2 separate regions of the Homo sapiens genome follow, and region 2 is linked to region 1. Evidence: chromatin loops called from intact Hi-C (ENCODE). Cell type or tissue: MCF 10A. All regions are shown on one strand.

The links. Hi-C counts contacts between places; a loop is a spot of excess contacts. Peaks named below come from ENCODE experiments on the same cell type or tissue, not always from the same donor. Only the 100,000 strongest peaks of a DNase experiment are listed, where the experiment ranks them.
Region 2: a loop joins it to region 1, with 3 times the contacts of the local background. A loop is called at or near these places in 3 of 110 quality-filtered maps.

Annotation. Positions count from the first base shown.
Region 1 is chr6:10,401,127-10,409,126 of GRCh38, reverse strand. It overlaps TFAP2A (transcription factor AP-2 alpha), which reads left to right. Exons shown (of 7, transcript NM_001372066.1): 3 at 2,283-2,334; 4 at 4,388-4,619; 5 at 6,517-6,635. It overlaps TFAP2A-AS2 (TFAP2A antisense RNA 2), which reads right to left and starts at 4,625. Exons shown (of 1, transcript NR_145448.1): 1 at 1,200-4,625. RefSeq lists enhancers at 4,344-4,453, 4,264-4,881, 4,677-4,971, 4,884-6,083 and a silencer at 4,584-4,963. In MCF 10A, a CTCF peak has its summit at 4,994; DNase peaks (open chromatin) are centred at 1,406, 2,396, 4,726 and 5,296.
Region 2 is chr6:9,642,354-9,650,353 of GRCh38, reverse strand. No RefSeq gene overlaps it. Among named protein-coding and RNA genes, the nearest start is that of TFAP2A-AS2, 760 kb to the left of the region's middle. RefSeq lists an enhancer at 1,151-2,350. In MCF 10A, no CTCF peak of the experiment used is centred here; a DNase peak (open chromatin) is centred at 3,803.

The DNA.
Region 1 (8,000 bases):
CAAACCAGGCTATTGATAATTTGAAAATACTTTCTGGAATTAAACTTAAACCAGTACCTCTGCTTCAATTCTATATATTTATGGTTTCCTCACAACCCTCCTGAAATGGAATTAGAGCAAGCCAATAATTTTATTAAAGCTGTAAAGGCTTCTGTTAAAGCTGCTTTTCTTTGGAGAGGAAATGTATCTGGATGTGATTTTTACTAAAATGCTATTTCAAATTACTGCATCAAATATTGCAGCAGTATGTCCGTTGACAGTTTAATGATTACTACATTAGATTGTAAGGAAAATGGTCAGATGAACTTACCTCCTTGCTTGGTGAATTTAAAACATTATTTAAGTTCCGTAGGAAAATAGAAAATTTATTACATCTCTCATTTGGCCCAGTTAGTCACTGAAATTTGTTGGTTATGTTTAGCAGCCCTTGCATGGAAGGCAGGAAAGTGGGCACTTGATCCAGTATAAGGTTTAGTGAGCACTGTATGTCTGTATATGTGTGTTCATACTTACATGTTTTTAGAAACTGATACTTAACAGTGCATTTTTTTGGAAGTGAGAGGAGCACTAATTTATATAAGAGCAATTTAAACATGAACTGGGAGTTATGATTATTTTAGTTCCCTTTCCCAAAGCACTCTGAATCTTTTCCTTGCTTGTTCTTTGAAAATATTTGAATTGCAAAATAATGTTGCAAGCTTTTGGAACTACTGTGAATGAGAATTGCTCTACTTTGCAAAAATTTCAAGGTGAATTCTTAACACCTGTATACTCACTCTTTGTGGCAAAATTGGTCAGTAGGAGAAACTAACTAAAAGATTAAACAAAAACAAGGAAACCCAGTTGCTGTTTTTCCCTCTCCCTCCCCCATCTTTTAAGAAAAAAATTCTTTCAAAGGAATTTGGGTCAAGAAAAAGGTTGTTTTCAATTTTTTCCCATTGCTGCAACAGTTAACCTTTAGTAAGTATAACTGCTAAATATTTAAGAAAATCAAATCGATGGTGAAAATTATTTAATCATTAATATCTCAGTGGGGTTTTAAACTTAACAGTCTTCCCTGTATGGACAAGGTCTAGAAATAACACAAATAAAAGTATTATGCCACACTACATTTACTTTATGGGTTTAGGGTGCATGCATAAAGGGATCATATTTCCCCATATAGTTAAAACACAAGAACTGCAGCAGTAGTCATTTCTGAACATTTCTCAATTTAATTATACTTAAATCCAGAAGCACTTTAGGCAAGTTACAAATGAGAGCATTGAGTATAATAAAACCTGTAATAAAGCAACTTAGTACCATCCACCCGGAATCATTGCGATCAGGCACAATTAACAGGAGCATAAATCCAAGACAGAATGGAAAATGTTCGAATCAGTATTATTGTTGGACAAAGACTAGAGAAGGAAGCAATAGTTTTTTAAATGGTAATGCCTGTGTTTGGTAATGATTGCAAAATCTTCTATCTCAGCAGCCCTGGTGCTAATTTGTAAACACAGCCAGACATTATATTGCCTGTCAGTTTCTGCATTAGAAAACATGACTTCATTTTACTTTCTAATCACGTTTTGACTCTAGTGCGCACACGTATACCCATCCATCTGTAAAAAAAAAAAAAAAAAAGAAAAGAAAAAGAAAAACACCCCACACTAACAACAAACCTGCTGTTGGACAACAGGAAAGCAAGCTCAAAGGTTTTTTGGTTTTGGTCATTTTCATATTCCTATCATACCCAGGCTTAGGCAGTAGTCTTTCTAAAAATTTATGTGGAGTTTTCCATAAAGGTGTGTGTGTTTGCTCTTTATTATACTACCTAAACCTTTTCTTTTCCAACACTCTCCTGTTACTCCCGCCCCTGTCATTTCTATTGTGTTTCCCTGGCTTTCGCTGCCTGAACACTGGAATTGCTAAAGTCAGAAGCCGCTGAGGCGCCAATCTAAAGCTAGGTACATTTCTAAATGTTGAACTGACTGAGAATGATTAGGTGCTCCAACACTTGATTTAATTTCCAAAGAAAGTTTTATTCCCCATCTCCACCCCTTTTAAACATGGATTATTTGCTGGAGGAGGAGAAATTGGCCATGGGTGTGCAGTGAAACCTCTTGAGTTGCAAAGCCCCAAATTCCAATAAGCCAAGATGAGATGTTTATATATAAATGTCATTATACGGGAGGGGGAATTTTGATTCTACACCTTCCCCTCCTCCCATCTTGCAGGGAATATTCATTTCCTTTTGTTTTGATGATACACTTACATCCATGTGTATCCTTTTGTTGCAGCATGTAGAAGACCCGGGTATTAACATCCCAGATCAAACTGTAATTAAGAAAGGTAAGCCATTTCCTTCTGCATTCCAAGCATGTCCTTACAGGCAGAGTGCTATTTAAAAGAACTTGCAGAGATGTGTTTATTTTTTCCAAATAGGATTTCCTAAAGGCTCAGAATTAGCAAATAGATAGGCACAGAACAGCAATGCTTAAATAATCAGCCTTCAGTATGTTGGTAATGCCAACAGGCTAGCTTTGTTCTGACTCATGATTTGACCATTTAATTTAGTTTAATGATATTTGGACAAACACACAAAATGTACAGTAGTTGAACTGATTTGGAAGTGGCATTTCAATTTTGAAACAGTTTGATAGTTTAATCCATTGCCTGGATGAAGGTTAAGAAGTGTATAATGCTAAAATAGTACAAATAATTTAACATTAATGTAAGAACAGATGATAAGAAGCACTCTTTAGTAGAGGAAAAAAACATTCATGTTCTTCAATTTAGTTTCTTGTTAGCTGTTTAAGGGTCTTAGAACTTTGTGAATTAGGTTAACAAAATTTTAGCTTTTGGTTAAAATTAGTATCTTGAAGATGGGAGGAATATTAGCATACTTGTTCAGAGGAGAAATTGTTAGAAAAGTGTCAAGTGATTTGCATGGATTTGTAATCTGTATTGTGTTTAGTGAGTAGAAATAAAGTTTACTGAATTAAATGCTATTCACTCTTGGTAGCAGCTTTTTTTTTGGTTATGGTGGCAATGTTACATTTCAGGATTCTAGGCACCACCAGAGGACGATGCTATATAAAACTGTTCTCATTTCTAACCCCAATCAGTATATTGTTAGCTAGTTTAAAGTTTCATTTTTGCATCTGTGAAGTCTTTGTCACGTCAAATTAGATGTGCAAGGGATAAATCTTAAGAGATGCTCTTTCCAAGTCGACATGATAATTGGCTCTTTTATTAGTAATCTCTCAAGAGTTCGTTTAACTCCTATTGTCTCTATTAGCCTCCCCAGAGCTATTAATGTCACAAGTGATCTATCCAAAACCTAGAGCCCCCCACCTCCCTATACCTCTAGCATATCCCCATTAAAGAACGCATAAGGAACACTGTGATGAGATTGTGTGCATATGATGTCTCCAAATGGAATTTTAAAATACAATGCATACTGTACTTAAATGGTTGTGAATGCATCTGAATTACACTGGTGCTGAGAAACGTAATGCATTAGTATACTTTCTGCAGGTCTTCTATTTTTTTTTTTTCTAACAGTGGTGAGTCCAGCAATAAAGAGCTTATGGTTTTAACTAGGAAGTATATATACCCACTTTCCCAATAAAGGCGCTTTAGCAGAGGACTGTTAAGTATTTACTTAACAAAAGGGCACATTGCTAGTATTCCACTGTAGGCCTGTTCTTCCCTCCCCACTCCGCAGTTCAAAACTGGCCTTGGAATGGATCTCCAAAACTGAGACGTTTTCAAAATTGAACATAGGAAAGGGCCTATTTATCAAAAAGACGGGACGTGTGGTGTGGACAACAAAATCCACCACTTCCCAGCGTGGTGCCTCAATTAAAACGCTCGTTTACAGGGTGCTTTAGCCATCTAAATTGTCGGCTGATTTTAATAATGGGTCTTTGAAGCAGTTTTTCCCCGACACTAAAACCCCACCCAGCAAAACCCCTGAAGTACAAGTAACTTGCTCTCGGTTTGCAAATGTAATTCCCTCCCCTGCACCCTGAACCCGTGGTCCTGGACCTCATCTGGGGCCCACTCCGCTCGGATGCTCAGCGCCTCAGGGGTCACCAATTTCACCACCCATCTCTAGAGAGCACCCTTGACGGCGAAGGGGAAAGGGTCAAGGCAGAAACGCAGGCCAGGCTGGCTGGGGGAGGGCAGGGCCGCCTCCCGGCCGCCGGGTGAGGTAGGGAAGGGCTCGAGCCCGAGGAAGGGAAGTAGCAGAGCCACAGAATTTCAGAGCCGGACGGAAAAGCGGGGACTGTGGCCCAAAGCCTGGGATCCGGCCCTGGCCGGGATGAGGGCCGGGGTCGGGCAGGATTTGGGGGTGATCCACGACGCCCAACACGCGGCCTCCCCTCTGTCTCCGCAGGCCCCGTGTCCCTGTCCAAGTCCAACAGCAATGCCGTCTCCGCCATCCCTATTAACAAGGACAACCTCTTCGGCGGCGTGGTGAACCCCAACGAAGTCTTCTGTTCAGTTCCGGGTCGCCTCTCGCTCCTCAGCTCCACCTCGAAGTACAAGGTCACGGTGGCGGAAGTGCAGCGGCGGCTCTCACCACCCGAGTGTCTCAACGCGTCGCTGCTGGGCGGAGTGCTCCGGAGGTGAGGCCCGGCACGGCCCCGCCCGCCCCGCCCCGCGGCCGGGGGAACCACTGCGCTTGCGCCGGGGCGGTGGCGGCGACGCAAACAGGCCTCGCGCCGCGGCCCTCCCTACGCGGGAAAGGAAAGGGGGCGGGGAGAAGAGCGTAGAGCCAAGTGGGCGGGATCTGGGGGCGGGGGAGCGGGCGATGCGGCGCGCGCCTGCGCTCTCCGCTGCTTTCCCGCGAGCGAGTTCTGGTGCGCGCTTCGTTCGCTGCCGCGCGCTCGCGGAGTCCTCCGCTCCGCCCTCCTCCTCGCGCAAGCGCAGCTCGCTCCGCCGCGGGCTCAATCCCGGCCACTGCAGCCGCGGGGCGCCGTACAGCCACCTTTTCCCTCTTCGCGCACACCTTGCAAGCCCAGGAAAAGTTCCTCTCAGGCTCCTCGCTTTGCCTTACCTCTCTGAGTAGGGTCTCCGAGGGTAACCGGTCGTGCCTTGTATAGGGTTTTAATAGAATGGCTTTTAACTAAAGGAAGAGAATGGTTGTCCTCTTGAGTCCGCACGCCATGCTTTCCGGTCGCTGTCATCTCCAGACCCCCATACTATAGGCGTTTGCATATGATGATGATTCCCAATTTACTGAGGCCCTGATGTGTGCCAGGCTGCGTGCGAGCATGTTTACGTGCATTGTGTGTAGTCACTACCAAGGAATGCATCTGTTACATACATAGCCAGGGATTCTTACCTCACCCCTGCGAGGTTTGAGTGATTCATTTAGTAGATAAGATTTTATAAGGGTCAGCAAGGTAAAGCACCTTCCCTTAGGGCAGTTTTCTCCCTGCTGTGGGCTTCCTACCCCTAGGATTCCACTGCACGTTGTGAGTTGTGGGGCTTGTGTTGAACTTACCCGGATAATGTTTCTTCTCTTCTTTAATAATACTGAGAACTTCATTGTTTTGACTGTTATTCATTTACTTATGTGTTGATAGACCCACAGTTCCTTTCTAGTGGCTATATCCCGCACAAAGCCTATAAAGATCATTTTTTGGAAGGGTTTAACATCAACCATTCTAGTCTTTTCTTCCTCCTGCACAGTCATTTTGCTTTCCCTTTGTAGTCTTTCACTGACACAGATCTTTTCCTTGCCCTCTGCTTTTTCCTTCCCTTCCCCCATCCCCAATATTGGAGACTGTTTACCTAGGGGAGTATAATCTAATCCACACAATTAAAGAGCACTTGAGTAGGGAATAAAATCTGAAATTAATTAATTTGCTGTTTTATTTAAACAATTTATCTTAACCACTTTCTGATTATGGGATTCTATTTAGACATCTGTTTAGAACTGCCTCCATTGTCTCTGAAATCAGTGAAACTTTTAGGGCTGATATCAGCTTTTGACATTTCCAGTTAGGCTGGTGACATGGCACGTAAACAGTTGGCGAAACGAATTTCCCTTTGGGGCTAGAGCCAGAGCAAGAAACGTGAGAGTGATGATAACTTTGGTTACTCGGAACAACCTAACAGCATATCTTGCAAAGACAGTTTTAAAGACCCCATTGGGATTGGTGTGATTGTAACAGCAGAGAAAATATACAGGAATCAGTTGAACTCAATACCTCAAACCCTAGAGATGGGGCTGTGTTTGTTTGTGGTTCTTCTTTAGAGAGTTGGGAAATCAAAACCTTCCAACCTGCCACAAGAGTTGCAATAATAACTGAACGTAGGGGGTGCTTTACAGTTTAACAGGCGTTTATCTCCTATGAACTTCTGTACTATTCCTAGGTTTCCCTCCTTTAAATGTCTTGGGGCCAAGCTTCTCAGTTTTTGAAAGCACATTTTAGGAAGCTTTCAAAATGATTTTAATGTGGTGCAGAGCAACCCAATGTTTTCTAAATCCCTTTCTCGCATATATTTGTGAAACAGGGCGAAGTCTAAAAATGGAGGAAGATCTTTAAGAGAAAAACTGGACAAAATAGGATTAAATCTGCCTGCAGGGAGACGTAAAGCTGCCAACGTTACCCTGCTCACATCACTAGTAGAGGGTAAGCGAATCCACTTGCTAACTAGAAGGAACTTCCTTCTTGGAAAATGGATAATATTTAGTGGCCAGATGTTTGGTCGTATTTTATGTCAGTTGGGCAGTTTCATCTTTGCAGAGAATATAGCCAGATGTGAATGGAATTATTTCATGGCAAAAAGAAACATTTGCATGTACTCCTATACCTCCATCCTTCTTCCTTCTTTTCCTCTACCATAAAGTTACACCTCCCCAGCCTAATTCTGAGCTAAACAACGCACAAGTTTAAGAACTGCACATTCTCCAAGTTTGTCTCCTTTAAAGGGCTCAGCAGTAAATAACTTAAGTTATTCTGACATCTGCGTTTGAGAAATGCGTGACCATTACTTCCTGAATTAATTTGGGAATCTTTGACCTGCGTCCTGATTTAAGACCATCCTGAAAGCTCAGGGTTATGTGCCCTTTCAGGTCTTTGTTTTCCAAACATATGCTCCCTTATCTCTTTAATTGTGCTTTTCTCTTGGAGAAGAAGAAAAGTGAGCAATTTTTGATTCTGGATGATGTGGATATGGAAAGATAAATATAAGCATTGCAAAAAGTTTCTCCTGGTAGCTTTAAACATACATACACCCTTCCAAATGCCTCAAAACAAAAAGCCAACCCTTATCCTCACTCCCTGCTCTAGATAACTGCCACCGGAAGCCACTCATATTCCTGCTGCCTCTAGATTAAGTTTTTCTGATACAAGATTGGCCTAGGTTTTGGTGTACTGGAATGAATCTATAGCTCTCCTGTGTTTTTCTTTGTGTCCTATTGTAAATATCTCATGCTAACAGGGAAAAAAAAGTTACTTTAATTACCAGACAGATTTTAAAACTAGCATGTATATATATTTAAAGAAGTCATTTTATTTCATTCACATCTTGTATTTGAGGAGATATATTACAATTGAATTTAAGTTCTGGCTTTGTAAATTATTTTTTAAAATGTTTAAAACCATATATTTGAGGAGGAATCCTATGAATTCTCTTTGTTGATGATGTCAGAGATTGATAGTAATATAACTGTTTAGAAAATCAGCAATTGTTCAGTGCCAGAAACTCAACTACAGTACCATTACATTAAAAATCATAACAGTCCATAGAGAACCCACTATTCATACTCCAAAAGAATTATAAGCCAAGAAAATGGTAGTGGTGGCTTAAGGTATAGCGTGGAGTTCGTCTGGGTTTGGGGGTTGAGTTCTGTAGCAGGGAGGCAGTTTCTGGAGAACTGTTATTGTTTGTGATCCGCTCCATTTTATGGAAACAAGCTCTGCGGAGAGGGCTTTGATGCTCTAATTGGCGCATGCGTTCTTCCGGAGCTGGAGCTAATGGCAGGAAGCCCTGCA
Region 2 (8,000 bases), 760 kb after region 1:
TTATTGTCCAACCCAGAAGTTCCACCCCTGGACATCTACTTAAGAAAAAGAAAAACATTTACATAAATGTTTGTAAAGTTATTATTTATAATAGCCAAAATTATAGAAATAGTTTAAATTTTCATCAACTGGTAATTAACAAAATGTAGTCTATTCATTTTATTCACCAATAAAAAGAAATGAACTACTGATACCTAATAGAAGACAGATGAGCCTCAAAAACATTTTGCTAACTGAAGGAAGTCATATGCAAAATATCACTGTGGTAGGCAGAATTCTAAGGTAGCCATTAAAATTCCTCCTCCTGGTGCACAGACCCTTTGTAATCCCCACTCTTGGGTTTAGAACGGACCAGTGAATGTGATGGGATAGTCACTGCTGTGCTTAGGTTATGTTATATGGCAAAGGTAAAGAGATTATGCAAATGTAATTAGGTTAATCAAATGGGAAATCACCCTGAGTGGGTCTGAGCTAATTAGGTGGGCCCTAGTAAAGAGAGTCCAGATCTTGTATGAAAAGAGAGGTTCTGAGTGATAGAGATCCTTTTATTGACCTTGAAGGAATCTGTTTCGAGCTGCCTATGGAGGGGACCCTGTGGCAAGGACTCAAGGAGATATAAGCAGTGTCCCGCTGACAGCCAGGAACAAAGTGTGGACTTCAGTCTTACAACCACAAGGAACCAAATTCTTTCAAAAACCTGAATAAATGTGGAAATGGATTCTTCCCTAGTCAAGCCGCAGATATGAACACAGTCTGGCTGACGCCTTGATTATAGCCTGTGAAGACCCTGAGCAGAGGACCTAACTGGCCTGGGCTTCTGTCCTACAGAGACTGTGAGGAAAAATGGGTATTGTTTTAAGCTACTATGTTTGTAGTAATTTGTTATACAGCAATTAAAGTCAGTACACTATATATTATGTCATTATATGTATATGAGATATCTAGAAGAGGCCTCAAAAGCCCTGAGAGAAAATCTCTAGCTCTGGATAGACAAACCAGAATAAATGGGCTTTGCTGTTGCATGAAGAGGGTGTTCAGATGTGTTTGTATGTTGGGGTGGGAGGTATATTGTGTATGAATTGACACAATTCTGAGCTCACCACCAACTTGTGTATGCATGGAACAAATCCAAAGAACAACAGCAAAGGCTTTGGGAAGTGAACAATAAAGCCCAAATTGTAGACCAAACTGATGGCACATGCATGCAGGAGATCCAAACAGCATAGCAATGTCAAAGAGAACTGAACTGCCATTGGAACCACCACCAAAAGATGACGCAGAAGTAGAACTACCTGGGTTGATTGTTTTGCTAAAACAAACAAACAAAAAGCAAACATCCTCCTTCTCCAGAGGTATCTAAGAAGTCAAGGGTACAATCCAAAGTTACTCGATATACAAAAACCAGGAAAATCTGACCAATTTTTATGGGAAACATAATCAACAGATGCTAATTTTCAGGTGACTCGTGTGTTGGAGAGCCTTTAAATCATCTATGTTGATCATCCTTCATGAAGTAAAGGTAAAGTCTGGAATAAATGGAAACATAGACACTTTCAGTAGAGAAGTAGAAATATAAAAAGGAAGCAAGTGAAAATTTCAGAACTAAAAACTATGCGAAATGAAAATTTACTCCATGGGCTCAATAATAAAATTGAGATGACAGAGAAAAGAGTAGGTGAATTTGAAAACAATTCAATAGAATCACAAGGCCAGGGCTTGAAGAAAGATAATGGCAGAAACTTAGACGGGTCATGCAGTATCAATAAGAGTTGAGGGATGGCTGAGTTATCTACAGTCCCTCACTCACCTCTGACCATGCAGAGAACCATGTTGTCAGTTACATCAGCAGCTGATCTCAGCATAGCATGCAGTGACCAGGAAGCAGATTGCTTCAGTGACCAGACACTCTAAAGTATCTCTTTGGACTCTTTGGACAGGAGCAGAGAAACAGGAGAGCAATTTTAAAGAATTAAAGAGCTATTCCAAGGGTCTCTGTGAACTAGCTTTTATAGATTGGATGGATTTAGAATGTGAAGGAAAAAGAAATGCAAAATGGCACCCAGGTGTTAGGTCTGAGCAACTGGTAGATGTCTCACCATTTGCTGCAGTGATGATGAAGGCCTGAGAACTTCCTTCTCAAAGGAGCGGGATGGGGTGGAAGCCAATAGTTGTATCCCTGCCAGGTTAAATTTGTGGTGCCTAATAGATGTTAATGTGCAGTTGTCAAATAGACAGTTGGATCCAAAGTCTGTACCTTGGGGGAAAGTCTGGAAAAGTGATATAAAGTGTTTAAAGTCCAGGAAGACAATGTTAAGAGAAGCCTGAGAGTTGATAGGGAGGAGACAACAGAACAGCAGTTCTATGGACGATGGTCAGAGGTCTTGTAAAGAAAAAAGAAACTAGCAAAGGCAGGGGCATGATGGTATAGCTAATGCCAGCATATCTTCCACAGGAAAGGACTTAAAATATTTGAGGTATTTATCACAGTCTGGAGGTAAAACATACTCAGCTGAGATAAAATTCCATACAAATGAGAAAATTGATAATGTTTGTGATTTAAGTAATCTTTTTGGCATTTAAGAAAGGAGAAATGAGAAAACTATGCTTAGAAAAACTATGAGAATCAGATACTCACATTCTGTTTATTTCTACCAGAACTTGATGAATCTGGGACAAAAGCCTCCAAATGGAACAGCTGGAATACAATATCCATCACACACACTGTGGAAGCTGGAGCTCCCATAGCTTTTTATCCCATGTATTAATAAGTCTTGGGGATGTAAAAAGACAAAATTTAGTTAGGATAATGTCATGTACTTCTATGTGGGATTATGAATCCTTAATGTTATTGTCTGTACTGATGTTTGTTGGACTAGGAAGAGGCAGCTGGCTCTCTGTGGTTTTCAAAAGAAGATATCCACCTCACCAGGCTATCACAGTGAGAAAAATTTTAAATGCATAAATGAAGATGGATCATTTTCCCAGTCCCATTGCTTCTCTTTGTGGTGCTTTTTGCCCTGAGATTACACAAATGGATGGTTTTATGGCCACTGAATGTAGAACAGCTGTAGAAACAATATATCATACAACAAGAAATTGTTCAGAAATGAGGGGGATTATAGAAACATTATCTGTCTAATGCTGTCAAGTTCAAATGCTACATGTGTCACCCTACCCCCATACAGCACAGACTGGTCATGTAAGTTAGAAATACCCTAGAGCTACTTTTAAATTACAGGCATAACTCCTTAGAATATTATTGGCATTGTGCATTTCTTTTTTTTTCTTCCTTTGTTTTGTTTTTTCTTTTTCTTTTTAAATTTAGTTTGTACTGGATGCAAAAGAAAAAAAAAACTTTTCTGTTATCTTTTGTCATTTTCTTCAGATCTTTTCTCTGAAACTAGGGCCAACTTAGCATGCCCTGGTGTGAGGCCAAGCTACCAGTATATCAACCCATTGCACCAGCGTCATCAAAGATGCAATTTCCTTGCAATCCGCTAATTTTCAAAACGATGTAGTTTTACAGTCATTCATAACAAAACCCCAGGAGCGTGAAACAATATTGAAATTAAGCTTAGTGTGTGAAAACATTATGTGCTTTTCTTCCAACCCCTCTGCATTTATGTCTCTGTTCTCTGAGTGATAACACTGCTATAAAACCTCACAGCTACACTGGAGTGTGTCACTTTGCTTATACCTAGGGGTGTGAGGCCCTTGTCAATCTTGGCTCTTGCAATGCTAGGAGCTGATTAAAGTGTGCTGGCTTGCTCTGTGCTTGGTTCCTTCCTGTGTTTCCACTGTCATTGCCAAATACCAGCAGTCACTGACAGGACTCCCTGGTCTGCCTCTGCCAAGTGAAATGTTTTGAAATTAAAAATCTGAAGAAATGGTGCAATGAGTGCTTGATCAGGTGGTTTCTCCTTAGGAAATTGCTTAATGGGGGAAATTCAGCACAACCTCCCAGTGGCAGCTCCAACACAAAACTTGAATTTAAAGAAACAGGATTTCTTTCTTAAATTAGACAAATATACTCATGTGCCTCAAAGTGAGGACCTTTGTTTCTTGAGATAGATATTTATTTTGGAAAAATGTTTACTGCATATCTGATTCTAAATGTAATACTAGTCGAAGTGTAATACATGCTCGTCCTAGGATATGTTGGAGAGTATACAAAAACTATACAGGAGGAAATAAAAATGATCCATAATCTCACCAAAATTTCGGTCATACTATATCGGTATTCCATTCCATCCATTTTAAATTTGAGATGCCTAATGGATGTCAATGTGCAGTTGTCAAATAGACAGTTGGATCCAAAGTCTGTAGCTTGGGGGAAAGTCTGGAAAAGTGATATAAATCTGAGAGCCACCATCACCTAGATGGTGTGTCAAGTCCAGGAAGACAATATTAAGAGAGAGCTGAGAGTTGACAGGGAGAAGACAACAGGACAACAGTTCTGTGGATGATGGTGAGAGGCCTTGTAGAGAAAAAGGAACTAGCAAAGGCATGTGCGTGATGGTATAGCTAATGTCAGTGTATCTTCCCCAGGAAAGGACTTAAAATATTAGAGGTATTCATCACAGTCATACTCAGTTGAGAAAAATTCCACAGAATTGAGAAAATTGCGAATGTTTGTGATTTGGGCAATCCTTAGAAATATATATATGTATATTCCAATATGCCTAGAGCATTTTCCAGGATTATTAAAGGATCTATGAAACTATGTTAATATTTGTATAATAGTCCATTGTATGGAAGTACCAACAACGATATAATTTATTTCTCATTATTGAATATCTAAGTACTTTTCCTCTTAACTTTACGCCATTAAAAATTATAAACAACATTTTATATGTAATTTTTGGTTCACATACATGATACATTTCTTAGGTTCATTTTTTGGAAGTATGATCACTGAGTCAAAAGATCCAGAAATCTAGAAGACCTAATATCAAACTACCCTCTAGAAATGCAATAGCTTATATTATCACTAGCAGCATAGGGAAGTAAACATTCTAACTCAACATTGCCAGCACTGAGCATCATTCTTTTTTAAAAAAATTACCTTTGCTAATTTGAAATAAGTTGCTATTATCTTAATCTGTATTTTTTATTGCTATGAACCTAAAGTTTTCCACATATTTAACGCCTATTTGCATTTCTTCTGTGAATTATTCACTTATGATACTTGCTTTTTTTTTGTATTTGATTGTTAGTGATTTTTAAAAATTTATCAGAGATCGTTATAGACCTCAGCTATACTATTTTTCTGTTGCTATAATTTTTTTTGTTACAAACATGTTTTCCGTTGTCACTGACCTTTCAGTAAGAACTATGATTTTTTTAAGTGAGCTTTAATTCTTAGTAACTGAAGTTTTTCTTTCTGAAGTCTTTCAGAATTTCATTGCTTTTATGATTCTTAAGTCTTTTTCCTCTCCAAAATTAAATAGTCTAAAAACATTGCTAATTTGTAAAAATAGCTTTACTTCAAACATTTAAAACTTTGACATACCTAGGAATTTATTTTGGTGTGTGGTATCATGAGAATCCAGTGAAGAATCTCTTCTCTATTAGTCATGCTTCTCTCTGATATTAAAGATAGACACACACACACACACACACACACACCTTTATGTGTGTATATATACACATAAACATATATACATACATATATACACAAACATATATACATACATAACCTACACACACTAGGACCTATTTGGGGGCTAGTTTATCATGTCCATTATCAATGCTTATAGACTGTAATATTTTAATATTTCTTAATTTGTTGTTTATAGTCATAAGTCCTAATTTGTTGTGTATAGTCATACAGTCCTCACTGTCAATGTCTGACCATCGTCCATAGAACTGTTGTCCTGTTGTCTTCTCCCTGTCAACTCTCAGCAATCTTAACATTGTCTTCCTGGACTTGACACACCATCTAGGTGATGATGGCTCTCAGATTTATATCACTTTTCCAGACTTTTCCCCCAAGCTACAGACTTTGGATCCAGCTGTCTACTTGAAAGTTATTACATATGCTTGCCTATTTTTTCTTTTAGGTGAACTAAGAGGACCATATCGTCAGGGTTATAAAGAAAAATGTCATCAGGATTTTAATGGGATTTGCTTTAAAACTAAAAGCAGTTCTCCCTTGGCACAGTTAATTGAAATTCATACCAAAGCAAGGATTTTGCTCTCATATACATACGTTTTAGTTAACCGAGTACTGTGTAGGGTGAGAACTGCTTGTATAACTTAATTTGTGAATCTATTTTAAAGATAATCTTCTAATTCAGGTACATTAATCCCCAAAACATTTATAACTTGCATTCTGTATTCCAAGCATATTAATCAATTAATATTTTCTTTTGTAAGTCTCTCAAGGAAATGGCATTGTATTCCTTATATAGATTGGATACATTTTAAGATACACCCTAGTTATTTTAAATTTACTTTAAATGAAATCTTTATTTACATTAGATCATTTAACTGCTTTTTCTCTTAAATAGAAAAATTACTGATTTAGCAGGATGTTTGTGTTGTATCTGATTTCTTTTTTGTACTCTGCTGCTAAAGCAAAAATAGACCTTTTTTTTTTTTTTCCTATTTATGCCCTTTAGTTTTCTGGAAGAATAAGGCAATTCCTGCCCACCTCTTATTCTCCAGTGATTTTATTCCTTCTTTTCAGTTCATGTCTCATTGAATGAAATTTTCCATAATTTTATAACACATTTAAACAGCACAAGTGATATCAAATATCACTTACTTGCTCTTTAATTTAAATTGAAGTCTCTCCTGTGTTTCGTTGCTAGGGAATTATGTTGGCTCTTGATTTAAGGTAAATAATCATTTTTGTGTTAAGTAAGAATCCCTTTCTTTCTACTTTTATTAGAATTTATTTATATTTATTTATTTATTTATTTATTTTTCTTGAATGGTGTCTTGCTCTGTCACCCAGGCTGGAGTGCAATGGCGCGATCCTGGCTCACTGCAACCTCTGTCTCCTGGATTCAAGCAATTCTCCCTGCCTCAGCCTCCGGAGTAGCTGGGACTACAGATGCCTGCCATCATGCCCAACTAATTTTGTGTGTATGTGTGTGTTTATTTTTTTAGTAGAGACAGGGTTTCACCATGTTGGCCAGGCTGGTCTCAAATTCCTGACCTCAAGTGATCCACCCGCCTTGGCCTCCCAAAGTGCTGGGATTATAGGCGTGAGCCATGCCTGGCAACTTTTCTTAAGAATTTAATGAAGAGTATTTTTAGAATATTGTTGAATATCTTTTTAATTTTGTTGAGGTTTCAGAATATATTTTCCTTTCAACTTATTGATGTAGATACTATGGTAACATATTTACCAATACTGAAATAATTTTGTGTTTTGAAGCGAAACCTCCTTGGTTGAGAGAGAAAATTCTTTTGTTACACTACCAAATACTTTCCCTAATAATTATTAAGGTTTAAAATATGACTTAGTAATAGGTGAGTTGGAGCTATCATTACTTTTTAATCTATATTTGGTTTGGATTTTATGATTATACTACTTCTGTAAAAATTACCTTTCTGTGATCAGGAAATATTTAAATACCATGAGAATAATTTCATTTTTGAAAAATATTATATAGTAATCACTAACAAATTGCTCTTGTATAGAGCCTTTTTGAAATAATTTTGATAGTATGTTCAGTTTCTTTCTTGGTTATTGCAGTTTTCTTCTTGTTGTTTCTTTGGCTCATTTGGGGGAGATTTATATTTTTTCAGAAGATTTTCATCTTTGTTGAGACTTACAAATTTAGTGACAGAGTTATATGTCATTACATTAATAGAAAACATCTCCATTTTCAGGACCTGCATGTGTCTGGTGTACACACTTTCTTGCCATTATAACCTCCTCCCCCACAATGCTGTGAGTTATTTCTGCATACCCTCAAGGAGTCCTGGGTATTCAGAAACAAGACCTGTCAACTCATGGCACCTGATGTTACTGTTTGCCTGCCTTG